3 separate regions of the Homo sapiens genome follow, and all the other regions are linked to region 1. A link is an interaction called in ENCODE POLR2A ChIA-PET data of the cell type or tissue named here. Cell type or tissue: PC-9. All regions are shown on one strand.

Evidence for each region. ChIA-PET counts read pairs that join two places held together with the same protein. Peaks named below come from ENCODE experiments on the same cell type or tissue, not always from the same donor. Only the 100,000 strongest peaks of a DNase experiment are listed, where the experiment ranks them.
Region 2: POLR2A ChIA-PET joins it to region 1 with 5 read pairs; 2 of 35 experiments call an interaction of 5 or more read pairs at or near these places.
Region 3: POLR2A ChIA-PET joins it to region 1 with 7 read pairs; 2 of 35 experiments call an interaction of 5 or more read pairs at or near these places.

Annotation. Positions count from the first base shown.
Region 1 is chr1:25,424,139-25,428,138 of GRCh38, forward strand. It overlaps a transcript of RHCE not described here. Among named protein-coding and RNA genes, the nearest start is that of MACO1, 4.8 kb to the right of the region's middle. In PC-9, no CTCF peak of the experiment used is centred here; a DNase peak (open chromatin) is centred at 1,573; H3K27ac peaks cover 1,851 bases.
Region 2 is chr1:25,317,327-25,321,326 of GRCh38, forward strand. The region is part of intron 8 of RHD (Rh blood group D antigen); the gene reads left to right. It also overlaps a transcript of RSRP1 not described here. Among named protein-coding and RNA genes, the nearest start is that of TMEM50A, 19 kb to the right of the region's middle. In PC-9, no CTCF peak of the experiment used is centred here; no DNase peak of the experiment used is centred here.
Region 3 is chr1:25,603,367-25,607,366 of GRCh38, forward strand. No RefSeq gene overlaps it. Among named protein-coding and RNA genes, the nearest start is that of MAN1C1, 11 kb to the right of the region's middle. In PC-9, no CTCF peak of the experiment used is centred here; no DNase peak of the experiment used is centred here.

The sequences.
Region 1 (4,000 bases):
CCCAACCGTAGGCTAATGTAAGCGTTCTAAGCATGTTTAAGGTAGGTGACACTAAGCTATGATGTTCCGTAGGTTAGGTGTATTAAATGCATTTTTGACTTACAATATTTCCTACTTACCATGGCTTTATCAGGACATAACCTCATCGAAAGTCAAGGAACAACTGTACTGGCTTGCTCCCCACCTCACCTCCCTGGATCTGTACTCCACCATCCCCTTCTCAGGGAAGTTTTCCCTGACTGCCCTTTTTTGCTGTGTTTTTTTTTTAGATGAAGTTTTGCTCTTGTTGCCCAGGCTGGACTGCAATGGCACAATCTCGGCTCACTGCAACCTCCGCCTCCCAGGTTCAAGCGATTCTCCCGCCTCAGCCTCCCGAGTAGCTGGGATTATAGGCACGCGATACCACACCTGGCTAGTTTTTGTAGTTTTAGTAGAGACAGGGTTTCACCACATTGGCCTGGCTGGTCTTGAACTCCTGACCTCAAGTGATCCACCTGCCTCGAACTCCCAAAGTGCTGGGATTATAAGTGTGAGCCACTGTGCCTGGCCTCTGATTGCCCTATTTAAAAGGACAGCATCAACTCCCCTTTCTGCTCCCCTTGACAAGGGTTCCTTGTGTTCCCCTTTTAGTTTCCTTCACAGCACTTACTAGCATCTGACGAAGTCTATATTTTTACTTGTGTATTTAGGTTTTTTTTTTAGATGGAGTACTCTGTCACCCAGGCTGGAATGCAGTGGCACGATCTTGGCTCATTGCAACTTCTGCCTTTTAGGTTCAAGCGATTCTCCTTCCTCAGCCTCCCAAGTAGCTGGGACTACAGGCATGAGCCACCACACTGCGCTAATTTTTGTATTTTTAGTAGTGACAGGGTTTCACCATGTTGGCTAGGCTGGTCTCGAACTCCTGACCTCAGGTGACTTGCCCACCTTGGCCTCGCAAAGTACTGGGATTACAGGCGTGAGCCACTGCGTCTGGCCGTGTATTTGTTCATTATCTGCTTTCCCCTATGAGAATCTGAGCAACATAAAGACAGGGACTTTTGACTGCTGTGGTTGCTGTTGTATCCTCAGCACCAGGGAAGTCCATAGTAGGTGCTCAATAAATATTTGTTGGCTGAATAACAGCTACCATTTCTGGAATGCCAAGCACGGAACCAATCATTTTGCATATGCTATTTCATCGGATCTTCCTCTCAAGCCTGTGAGTGTAGGCATCATTACGCTTACAAAAGAGGAAACTGCTGCTCAGAGAGGTGGCGTGAGTACCCAAAGCCACACAGCTAATAAACGGCAGAGGTGGGACCTAACCCAGATCCATCTGACACCATGGCTTGTGTTGCTAATCACTTTGCAATTCTGCCTCCCAAGTTACTAAATCACCCAGTCTCAATTTCCTTATGAGTCAAGTAAGATGTACTCTGGTCTCCTCACAGGGTTATTACAAACGTGAAAATTTGTCAGCAGGCCTGGCAGCCTGAGTTACGGAAATGAAGCTGAGCAAGTGGTGCTATGTCCACGGCGTGCTGGTCTGAGCAGCCAGGCTTCCTGCAGGTGTGGTGAATCAAGCCAGGGAGCCCACAGCTTTCACGTGTAATCATGACTTTTCTGTAAACACCAGACTCCCTGAGAATACCTGCCATGCCCTCCTACCTGAGTCAAGCTCAGTCACTGGCAGTGACCAATGAGGTAGGAGGTCCTCCGGTCCCTCCCTGGAAATGTGTCCACGCCAAGGGTGTGACCTTGCTCTGGGCACGTTTGGCTAAAGTGCAGCTAAGTCAGTCGTTCATTGATTTAACACACATGAGCTTTGGAGTTAGGCAACCTGGTTCAAATTCTGGCTTTGGAATGAGCTGTGTGACCTTGGGTAAAACAGTCAGTGTCTCTGTGCCTGTTTCCTCATCTGGAAAGGCAGAAAATCAGTGTCAATCTCACTGGGTTGTTGTGAAGATTCAACGAGGCAGTGCATAAAGTGTCAGATGTGTAGAAAACACTCCATAAATGTTAGCAATTATGATTATCACACAAGCTTGGCAAGTTTACTGTAGAAACTTTGAAAATACAGATGCATAAAGCTAACATAAAATGTCCATTTCAGTCTCTCCAAAAACCAGCACTATGTTTTGAGTGTATATCCTTTCAGATGTTTTTCTATTCCTGTCGATTTAGGCCTTGTTTTTCTCCCTACAAAAATGGGATTACACAGCACATACTGTTTGGTAACTTGCTATTTTCATGAACTCTATATCATAAGCAGTTTCCAAGCCAGGAAAATCTTTCTACAACAATATAACATGGTGGTTAAAGAGCCCAGGCACTGAAAGCAGACTGCCTGGATTTGAATTCCCAACTCTGTTACTATGTGACCTTAGGCAAGTGCCTTAACTCCTCTGTGCCACAGTGTCCTCATCTGTAATATGGTGCTAGTAATCTCTATCTCATAGGATTGTTGTGAGGATTAAAACAAAATGTATCTGATACTTGGAGTGGCGGCTGCCATAGTTAGTGCTGTGTATAATCATCCTCCATGCCACACTGACTTCCATGGTAAGGATATGTGATAAAGTGTTTGGTCAGTCCTCTCCCAAACTAGCCCTGTTCTAAACACTACAGTGAACATCTTCCATTAACATGGTTCTGGCCTGGTGTGGTGTCTCACGCCTGTAACCCCAGCACTTTGGGAGGCCAAGGCAGGTGGATCACCTAAGGTCAGGAGTTTGAGACCAGCCTGGCTAACATGGCAAAACCCCATTTCTACTAAAAACACAAAAATTATCCAGGCGTGGTGGCGTGTGCCTATAGTCTCAGCTACTCTGGAGGCTGAGGCAGGAGAATCACTTGAACCCAGGAGGCAGAGATTGCAGTGAGCTGAGAATGCACCACTGCACTCCAGCCTGGGTGACAGAGCAAGACTCCATCTCAAAAAAAAAAAAAATAGGTTTCTCTAGGGGATACAGGTACATGTGTTAAGAGGTGGCCATCGAAATGTTTGGACTTTTCTGTGATTCTTACAGGGCAGGAACAAAGCTCAAGACAGCTAGTGGGCTTGCGGGGATTGAACGGGCTGACAGAGGTGGGAATACCATTTCCTTATATGTGAAACAGGGTTTAATGATCTGGCCTCTAGAGCTGTTCTGGGCTCAGCTGAAGCCCAAGTGCAAATCCCTTCATCAGAAAGTCCCAGAAGGAGGGACAAGCCTAAATTCCTCTGTAGGCCTTGGTCTTTTGAATGAGGGCAAATTACTTCCCTTCCTTGTTTCACTCATTTGTAAAATGGCCACTGCTGATCTCTGCTTCCTGACTGGTGAAGGTGTGGGGAGCTGGGGCCTTCTGGCAGGAGGCCCACTTCTGTGCCCTTAGAATCCCAAAGGGCCATTTCAGGACTCAGAGGAAAAAGGCTGGCACTTGGCTGGAGCCAAAAGGGCTTGTGCTAGAGTGGGTCATGGAAAAAAGAGCTGGGTCTGGAGGAGTGAAAGAGGAAGAGTATGGAGATGGGCAGTCCTGCTCTGGCCTCTCCTTGGGTCTTGGCAAGAAGGCCATTCCCATCATCTCACCCCAACTCTACCCATCAATAGCTATATACAGGCACCACAGCTTGCTCAGCTTGTGCTTTGAGCTAGATTGCTCTACCACACCTATTATGTGACCTTGTTTCCTCTCAGCCTCAGTTTTCTCATTTGTAAAATGGAGCTAGCACAATCTGCTTCTAAACATAGAACTAGAAGCACCACCTCCAGAGGAGATCTTGGCACAGGGTGGGCTGGTGACTCAACCAAGGACACTAGTGAGTTGCCATGTGAATTGGGATTGGAACTTAGACCTCCAGACCTTCAGATTGTTTGTCAGCCATCACCCTCAGATTTTCTCTGCCCTTTCTCTGCTTCCACATAGTCCTAGAGCTCAACAGTAACTCTCAGCCACAACCTCCATTGCTCCCAGCCACTCCGCACTTTTGCCACAGCATGAGATGCCCTGTCAGGGTCTATTTAATAGTAGGCTAGAC
Region 2 (4,000 bases), 110 kb before region 1:
GCTGGTGATCACACTCAGTTTTGCACAGAAGCCCGAGAAAATCCTTACACCCAAAAGCCTACCTTTTATTTCTGAGGACACCCATAATACTATTTTATTCAACAGATATTTATTCAATATCCACTATGAGCCAGGCACTGGGGACACAGCAGTGAGCAAAACAAATTCCCTGACCCCATGGAATTGACCTTCTAGTGGGGGAAGGTATTAGCAATAAATAGACAAATAAGTGTCTACTACGCCAGATGGGAAGAAGTGGCTGTGAAGACAGAGCAAACTAGAGAAACATAGAGTCAATGTGGGATGGGGTGTTCTTTTAGGGGGGTGGTCAGGGAAAGCTTATCTGAGTAGTTAGCTTTTAAGCAGAGACCCCAATGAAGAGGAGGGAGATATGCGATGCATTTAGTTAGGGGAAGAACATTCCATGAAAATAGGATAGCAAGTGCAAAGGCCCTGAGACAGCAGCATGCTTTGTGTGTTGAGGGAACAGTAAGGAGACCAGTGTGGTTGGTGTGAATGGAGTGAGAAGGAGCAGCAGGGGTTGAGGGCAGAATGGTAGTGAGGAGCAGGCCCTTATAAAAGATGGGAAGCCACTGGAGATCTTTCAACAAAGGGGAAAAGTATGTTTCTGTTCTTGCAATAAAATAGAACAGCAAAAAATCTAGGGGAGTTGCTAATTAGCCAGTTTTACTTATATGCCAGGTGAAAATATGTGGCTAGGTGCAGTGGCTCATACCTGTAATTGCAGCAGTTTGGGAGACCGAAGTGGGCAGATCATCTGAGATCAGGATTCAAGACCAGCATGGCCAACATGGTGAAACCCCATCTCTACTAAAAATTAAAAAATAAGCCAGGCGTGGTGTTGGATCCCAGCTACTTGGGAGGCTGAGGCAGTAGAATTGCTTGAACCCGGGAGGCAGAGGTTGCAGTGAGCCGAGACTCTGTCTAAAAAAAAAGAAAAAAAGAAAATACACATTCAGGCCAGGTGCAGTGGCTCACGCCTGTAATCCCAGCACTTTGGGAGGCTGAGACAGGTAGATCACTTGAGGTCAGGAGTTCGAGACCAGCCTGACCAACATGGCAAAACCCTGTCTCTACCAGAAATACAAAAATTAGCCAGGCGTGGTGGCGTGTGCCTGTAGTCCCAGCTACTGGGGAGGCTGAAGTAGGGGAATGGCTTGACCCCAGGAGGTGGAGGTTATAGTGAGTCGAGGTTGCACCACTGCCCTCCAGCCTAGGTGACAGAGTGAGACTGTCTCAAAAAAAAAAGAAAGAAAATATACATTCCATCCAGAACTGTTCACCTTTATTCTACAAGCAAACATCTTTTATTGGTTAGACACCCATATATGTGTCCCTAAGCAGGAGGTGAATGCCAAATAAGAGACAAATGGCGTAAGACACTATGAGTTGTGTGACGTTGGGCATGTCACTTTACTCCCTCTGAGCCTTGGTTAGCTTCTCTGTAAAATGAAAGGATTATGGTAACTAAGCTGGCTTCCTTCCAGCTTTAACAAACTGTATGGAGGTACTTTTTGGAGTTACCTGGGTAATTTTTGAGTGTGAGATTGGCTAGAATTGCTTTAATATACCATGTCTGGCCTTAGCTTTTTGCAGAGTCTTTGTGAAGAAGCAGAGGCGGAGTAGCGTTAATTCCGTAAGTTAACGTTCAGTTCGTGGCAGCTGGCAATCCAACCCTGGGAAAGGCTGCCGGATTTAGCAAAAATGCAAGGTGTCTGTTTTTAAATTTGAAATGAATTGGGTATCCTGCATTTTATTTGGCAACCCTGTCCTGGGACTCACACTATTCACTGTTATCACTGGTATGTTCAAAGTGGTGCTGACTTGCCCTCTGTCTTGCAAAGTACCAGGAGGTCTTTTCTTATTCTTCACTGGAGTCAAAAAAGAGAATAGAGGAAAAGACAATCATATTGTTCCTTTAAGAGTTAAGACCAACAAGTTTTCTTCTTTACATGTTGTTTTTGACATGAGCAAACTGGTGATTAAAAACAACTTGGGTGGCTCATACTTGTAATCCCAGCACCTTGGGAAGCTGAGGTGGGAGAATAGCTTGAGGCCAGGAGTTCAAGCCAGGGCAACATAGTGAGACCCCATCTCTACAAAAGATACAAAAATTAGCCAGGCGTGGTGGTACACCTGTAGTCCCAGCTGCTCTGGAGGCTGAGATGGGAGGATCAGTTGAGCTTGGGAGGCAGAAGTTGCAGTGAGCTGAGATCATGCCACTGCACTCCAGCCTGGACAACAGAGCAAGACCCTGTCTCAAAAAAGGAAACAAAACAACTTGGACAATGGAAGGGGGAAAAAGTTCCTCAAGCAGCCAAAATTGCACCAAATGGACTCCCAGAAGACAAGCATTTAATTTGTTAATTGAGCCCTCTATGGGCCTGTCTGTATTTATTTAAGAAACAATCCTATCAAGCATAGTTATTGGGTTTCTCAGCCCAGGTAGATTAGAAATAGCAGATTAGAGGTGGGCTAGGTTTCTAGAGGTAAAGTACACCAGCAGAAGTTAGAAGTGAAAGCAAAGAGCCTAACAGAGGAAGAGAAATTCTTTTTTTTTTCTTTTTTTAGACGCAGTTTTGCTCTTGTTGCCCAGGCTGGAGTGCAATGGCGCTATCTCGGCTCACTACAACCTCAGCCTCCTGGGTTCAAGTGATTCTCCTGCCTCAGCCTCCCGAGTAGCTGGGATTACAGGCATGCACCACCACACCCGGCTAATTTTGTATTTTTAGTAGAGACAGGGTTTCTCCATGTTGGTCATGCTGGTCTCGAACTCCTGACCTCAGGTGATCCGCCCACCTTGGCCTCCCAAAGTGCTGGGATTACAGGGATAAGCCACTGCGACCGGCCGACAAATTCTTAAAACTGGACACAAGAACACAAAACGCTTGGGCTGCTGAGAGATTAGAACAACAACCCTCCACAGCTACACACCTTTTCCACGTTATATGGCACGTTATAAGTGGGTGTTCCTAGTGATGGTTCTGATTTTTTTTAAAAAAAGTCTAAATATGTTTAATGTTGTCTCAGAAGACAAAATATATTTTAGACAGATATTCCTCAGTGATGAGTAAGCCTCAGCTATCTGGAAAATTCATGCAGGCGCCAGAGATCGTTACTGAGTAATTCAAGCTAACTGCGTCATGCTGGTTGTACCCTGCATGCCAATATCAGCTAAAAGCAGCACCACGAAAGGGAAATACGAATCTCACTAAGCACTCGCCCATTCTTGTTAACGACACTGGAACTGATCATCCTTAATAATACACAGATAAATCTATCAGGAGCATTTCCTTGCTTCCTGTGAAAGGAAGCACTCATTCCATGTGTCCTGTGAAATTCATCCAACTTCAGGAAGCTGGAGGAATACATATGGCCAAGCTATCTGGGCAGAGAGTAGACAGGGAATGGAGGTTGGGCACAGTGGCTCACACCTGTAATCGCAGCCATTTAGAAGGCAAAGGCGGGCAGATCACTTGAGCTCAGGTGTTCAAGACCAGCCTGGGCAACATGGCTAAGTCCTGTCTCTGCAAAAAATACCAAAAACTGAGCTGGATATGGTAGCACACACCTGTGGTCCCAGCTACTTGGGAGGCTGAGGTGGGAGGGTTGCTTGACCCCGGGAGTTTGAGGCTGCAATGAGCTGTGATTGTGCCACTGCACTCCAGCCTGGATAACAGAATGAGACTCTGTCCCAAAAATAAAAAATAAAATCAAAGACACTTAAAAAGATGGGGAAAAGGAAGGACAGGCACTTAAGCAAGTTATAAGCTACTTTCCTAACTACACAAGTGGAATCTTAAGCTGAGGTTCCCAGGAGTTGACTGGAGCCAGAGAAGACAGACCTATAGGAGCACCCAATTGGAGTCACCCTCCATAGTAGCCCATATGTCTTACATGGATCAGCTTTCGTGGGGCCCTTTTACTCCATCTGGGGAAGGGCGTCAGATCTGTGGCTCTCATGTACTGCTCAGTACAC
Region 3 (4,000 bases), 180 kb after region 1:
CTCCTGCCTCAGCCTGCCAAGTGCCTACGACTGCAGGTGCGCGCCGCCACGCCTGACTGGTTTTCGTATTTTTTTGGTGGAGACGGGGTTTCGCTGTGTTGGCTGGGCTGGTCTGCAGCTCCTAACCACGAGTGATCCGCCAGCCTCGGCCTCCCGAGGTGCCGGGATTGCAGACGGAGTCTCGTTCACTCAGTGCTCAATGGTGCCCAGGCTGGAGTGCAGTGGCGTGATCTTGGCTGGCTACAACCTCCACCTCCCAGCTGCCTGCCTTGGCCTCCCAAAGTGCCGAGATTGCAGCCTCTGCCTGGCCGCCACCCCGTCTGGGAAGTGAGGAGCGTCTCTGCCTGGCCGCCCATCGTCTGGGATGTGAGGAGCCCCTCTGCCTGGCTGCCCAGTCTGGAAAGTGAGGAGCGTCTCTGCCCGGCCGCCATCCCATCTAGGAAGTGAGGAGCGTCTCTGCCCGGCCGCCCATCGTCTGAGATGTGGGGAGTGCCTCTGCCCTGCCGCCCCGTTTGGGATGTGAGGAGCGTCTTTGCCCGGCCGCCCCGTCTGAGAACTGAGGAGCCCCTCCGCCCGGCAACCACCCCGTCTGGGAAGTGAGGAGTCCCTCTGCCCGGCAGCCGCCCCGTCTGGGAAGTGAGGAGCGTCTCCGCCCGGCAGCCACCCCGTCCGGGAGGGAGGTGGGGGGGGTCAGCCCCCGCCAGGCCAGCCGCCCCGTCCGGGAGGGAGGTGGGGGGGGTCAGCCCCCCGCCTGGCCAGCCGCCCCATCCGGGAGGTGAGGGGCGCCTCTGCCCGGCCACCCCTACTGGGAAGTGAGGAGCCCCTCTGCCCGGCCAGCCACCCCGTCCGGGAGGGAGGTGGGGGGGTCAGCCCCCCGCCCGGCCAGCCGCCCCGTCCGGGAGGGAGGTGGGGGGGTCAGCCCCCCGCCCGGACAGCCGCCCCGTCCGGGAGGGAGGTGGGGGGTTAGCCCCCTGCCCGGCCAGCCGCCCCGTCTGGGAGGTGAGGGGCACCTCTGCCCGGCCGCCCCTACTGGGAAGTGAGGAGCCCCTCTGCCCGGCCACCACCCCGTCTGGGAGGTGTACCCAACAGCTCATTGAGAACGGGCCATGATGACAATGGCGGTTTTGTGGAATAGAAAGGGGGGAAAGGTGGGGAAAAGATTGAGAAATCGGATGGTTGCCGTGTCTGTGTAGAAAGAGGTAGACATGGGAGACTTTTCATTTTGTTCTGTACTAAGAAAAATTCTTCTGTCTTGGGATCCTGTTGATCTGTGACTTTACCCCCAACCCTGTGCTCTCTGAAACATGTGCTGTGTCCACTCAGGTTTGAATGGATTAAGGGCGGTGCAAGATGTGCTTTGTTAAACAGGTGCTTGAAGGCAGCATGCTCCTTAAGAGTCATCACCACTCCCTAATCTCAAGTACCCAGGGACACAAGGCCGCAGGGTCCTCTGCCTAGGAAAACCAGAGACCTTTGTTCACTTGTTTATCTGCTGACCTTCCCTCCACTATTGTCCTGTGACCCTGCCAAAACCCCCTCTGCGAGAAACACCCAAGAATGATCAATTAAAAAATAATAATAAATAAATAATAAATAAATAAATAAATAAATAATCCTTTTTGCCTTCGAGTTTAGTGGAGCATCGGGAGAAGGCAGAGCTCTGTCTGTGTGCTCAGCCTAACTTCCTTAACAGAATTCACAGTCAGTCTAACTTAACCTCCACAACAACATCAAGGGGCCAAGAATGCACAATGGGGAAAAGATAGCCTCTCCAAGAAATGGTGTTGGGGAAACTGGATATCCACATGTGGAAGAATGAAATTGGACCCTTCTCTTACATCAAAATCAACTCAAAATTGATGAAAGACTTCAACACTAGAAGAAAACTACTAGAAGAAAACATAGGGGGAAAGCTCCGTGACAGTCTGGGTGATGGTTTTTTGGATATGATCCCAAAAGCATAGGCAACAAAAGCAAAAATAGACAAATGGGACTACATCAAACTAGATAGCTTTTGCACAGTAAAAGAAACAATCAACACAGTAAAGACAGAACCAATGGAATTGGAGAAATTATTCGCAAACTATGCATCTGATAAGGGGTTAACATCCAAAATATATAAGTGACTCAACTTAATAGCAAGGAAACAAATGACTCAATTAAAAAATGGGCAAAGGACTTGAATAGACATTTCTCAAAAAAAGACATATGAATGGACAACAGGTATATGAAAAAATGCATCACTGATCATCAGAGAAATGCAAATTAAAACCACAAGATATCACCTAATACCTGTTAGAATGGCTGTTATAAAAAAGACAGAAGATACCAAGTGTTGGCAAGGATGTGGAAAAAAGGAAACCTATACACTGTTGGTGGGAGTGTAAATTAGAATAGCCATTATGGGCTGGTCAGGAGTTTGAGACCAGCCTGGCCAATATGGTGAAACCCCCGTCTCTACTAAAAATACACAAATTAGGCAGGCATGGTAGTGCATGCCTGTAGTCCCAGCTACTCAGGAGGCTGAGGCAGGGGAATCGCTTGAACCTGGGAGGCAAAGGTTGTAGTGAGCTGAGATTGCACCTCTGCACTCCAGCCTGGGCAAGAGTGAGACTCTGACTTAAAAAAAAATAGCCATTAGGGAAAACAGTATGGAAGTTCCTCAAAAAACTAAAAATAGAACTACTATATGATCCCACAATCTCACTACTAGGTATGTATCCAAAGGAAATGAAATCAAGTCAGTCCAAGAGATATCTGTACTCCCATTTTGTTGCAGTATTATTCAAATAGCCAAGGATGCAGAATCAACCTAAGTGTCCATCAACAAATGAACGGATAAAGAAAATGAGCCTGGAGGACATTGTTAAGTGAAATAAGCCAGACACAGAAAGACAAATACTGTGTGATTTCACTGAAAACTGAAATCTAAAAAAGTCAAACTCATAGAAGCAGAAAGCAGCATGGTGGTTATCAGGGGCGAGGAGGGGAGAGGATTGGAAGATGTTGGTCAAAGAATACAAAATTTCACTTAGACAGGAAAAATAAGTTCAAGGATCGATTGTACAACCTGGTGTCTATAGTTAATAGCTATGTATTATATACTTGAAAACTGCTGAGAGGAGACTTTAAGTGTTCTCTCCATAAATAGGTGAGATAATGCATATATAAATTAGCTTGATTTAGCCATTCCACAATGTGCATAGATGTCAAAACATCGTGCTGTACACCATAAATGTATACAAGTTGTATTTGTCAATTTAAAAAATAAAAAAATGCCAAGGGGCCAGTATCATTATCCTCATTTTCCAAATAAGAAAACAGGCTCAGAGTGGATGTCTGAGGGCTTGAATGTGGCAGGACCCAGAACTGCTCACGGCCCCGTGACTCCAACACTCTTTGCACAGCTGTGCACAGCTCTCCTTGCAATGCCCAGAGAAGGTTATGCCCTCCACAGCTACAAAGATATTGGGTCTTCTGTGGCAAAACCCTGGTGACAGTGGATGCCCTGGGGTGACCACGCCGTCTTCCATCTGAATGTATCCTCCTACTGTCTGCTGTGTTAGAGATGAGGCATTATGAGAAGGAGAAACTATTTGTCAAATGTAATTAACAATTAGAAATGACCTAAATGTCTAACGGTAGCAGATTGGGTAAATAAATAATCATAGAGCCACATAAGAAGTACTATTTGGCTGTTCAGAACAATTAAGTAGAAGAGTATTTAATTTCATGGAAATGCTCCTGACATATTGGTACATTAGAAAAAGCAGACTGCCTAAGCAGTGAGCATGGTACAATTCCATTTTAACAACAACAACACACATATCATAACGAGTCAACATTTATATACCCATACTCATATTCATAGCAGCATATTCACAATAACGAAAACATAGAAGCAAACCAAGTGTGCATCGATGGATGAATGGACAGGGAAAATGTGGCAGATACACACGATGGAATATTATTCAGCCTTAAATGGGAAGAAAGTTCTGTC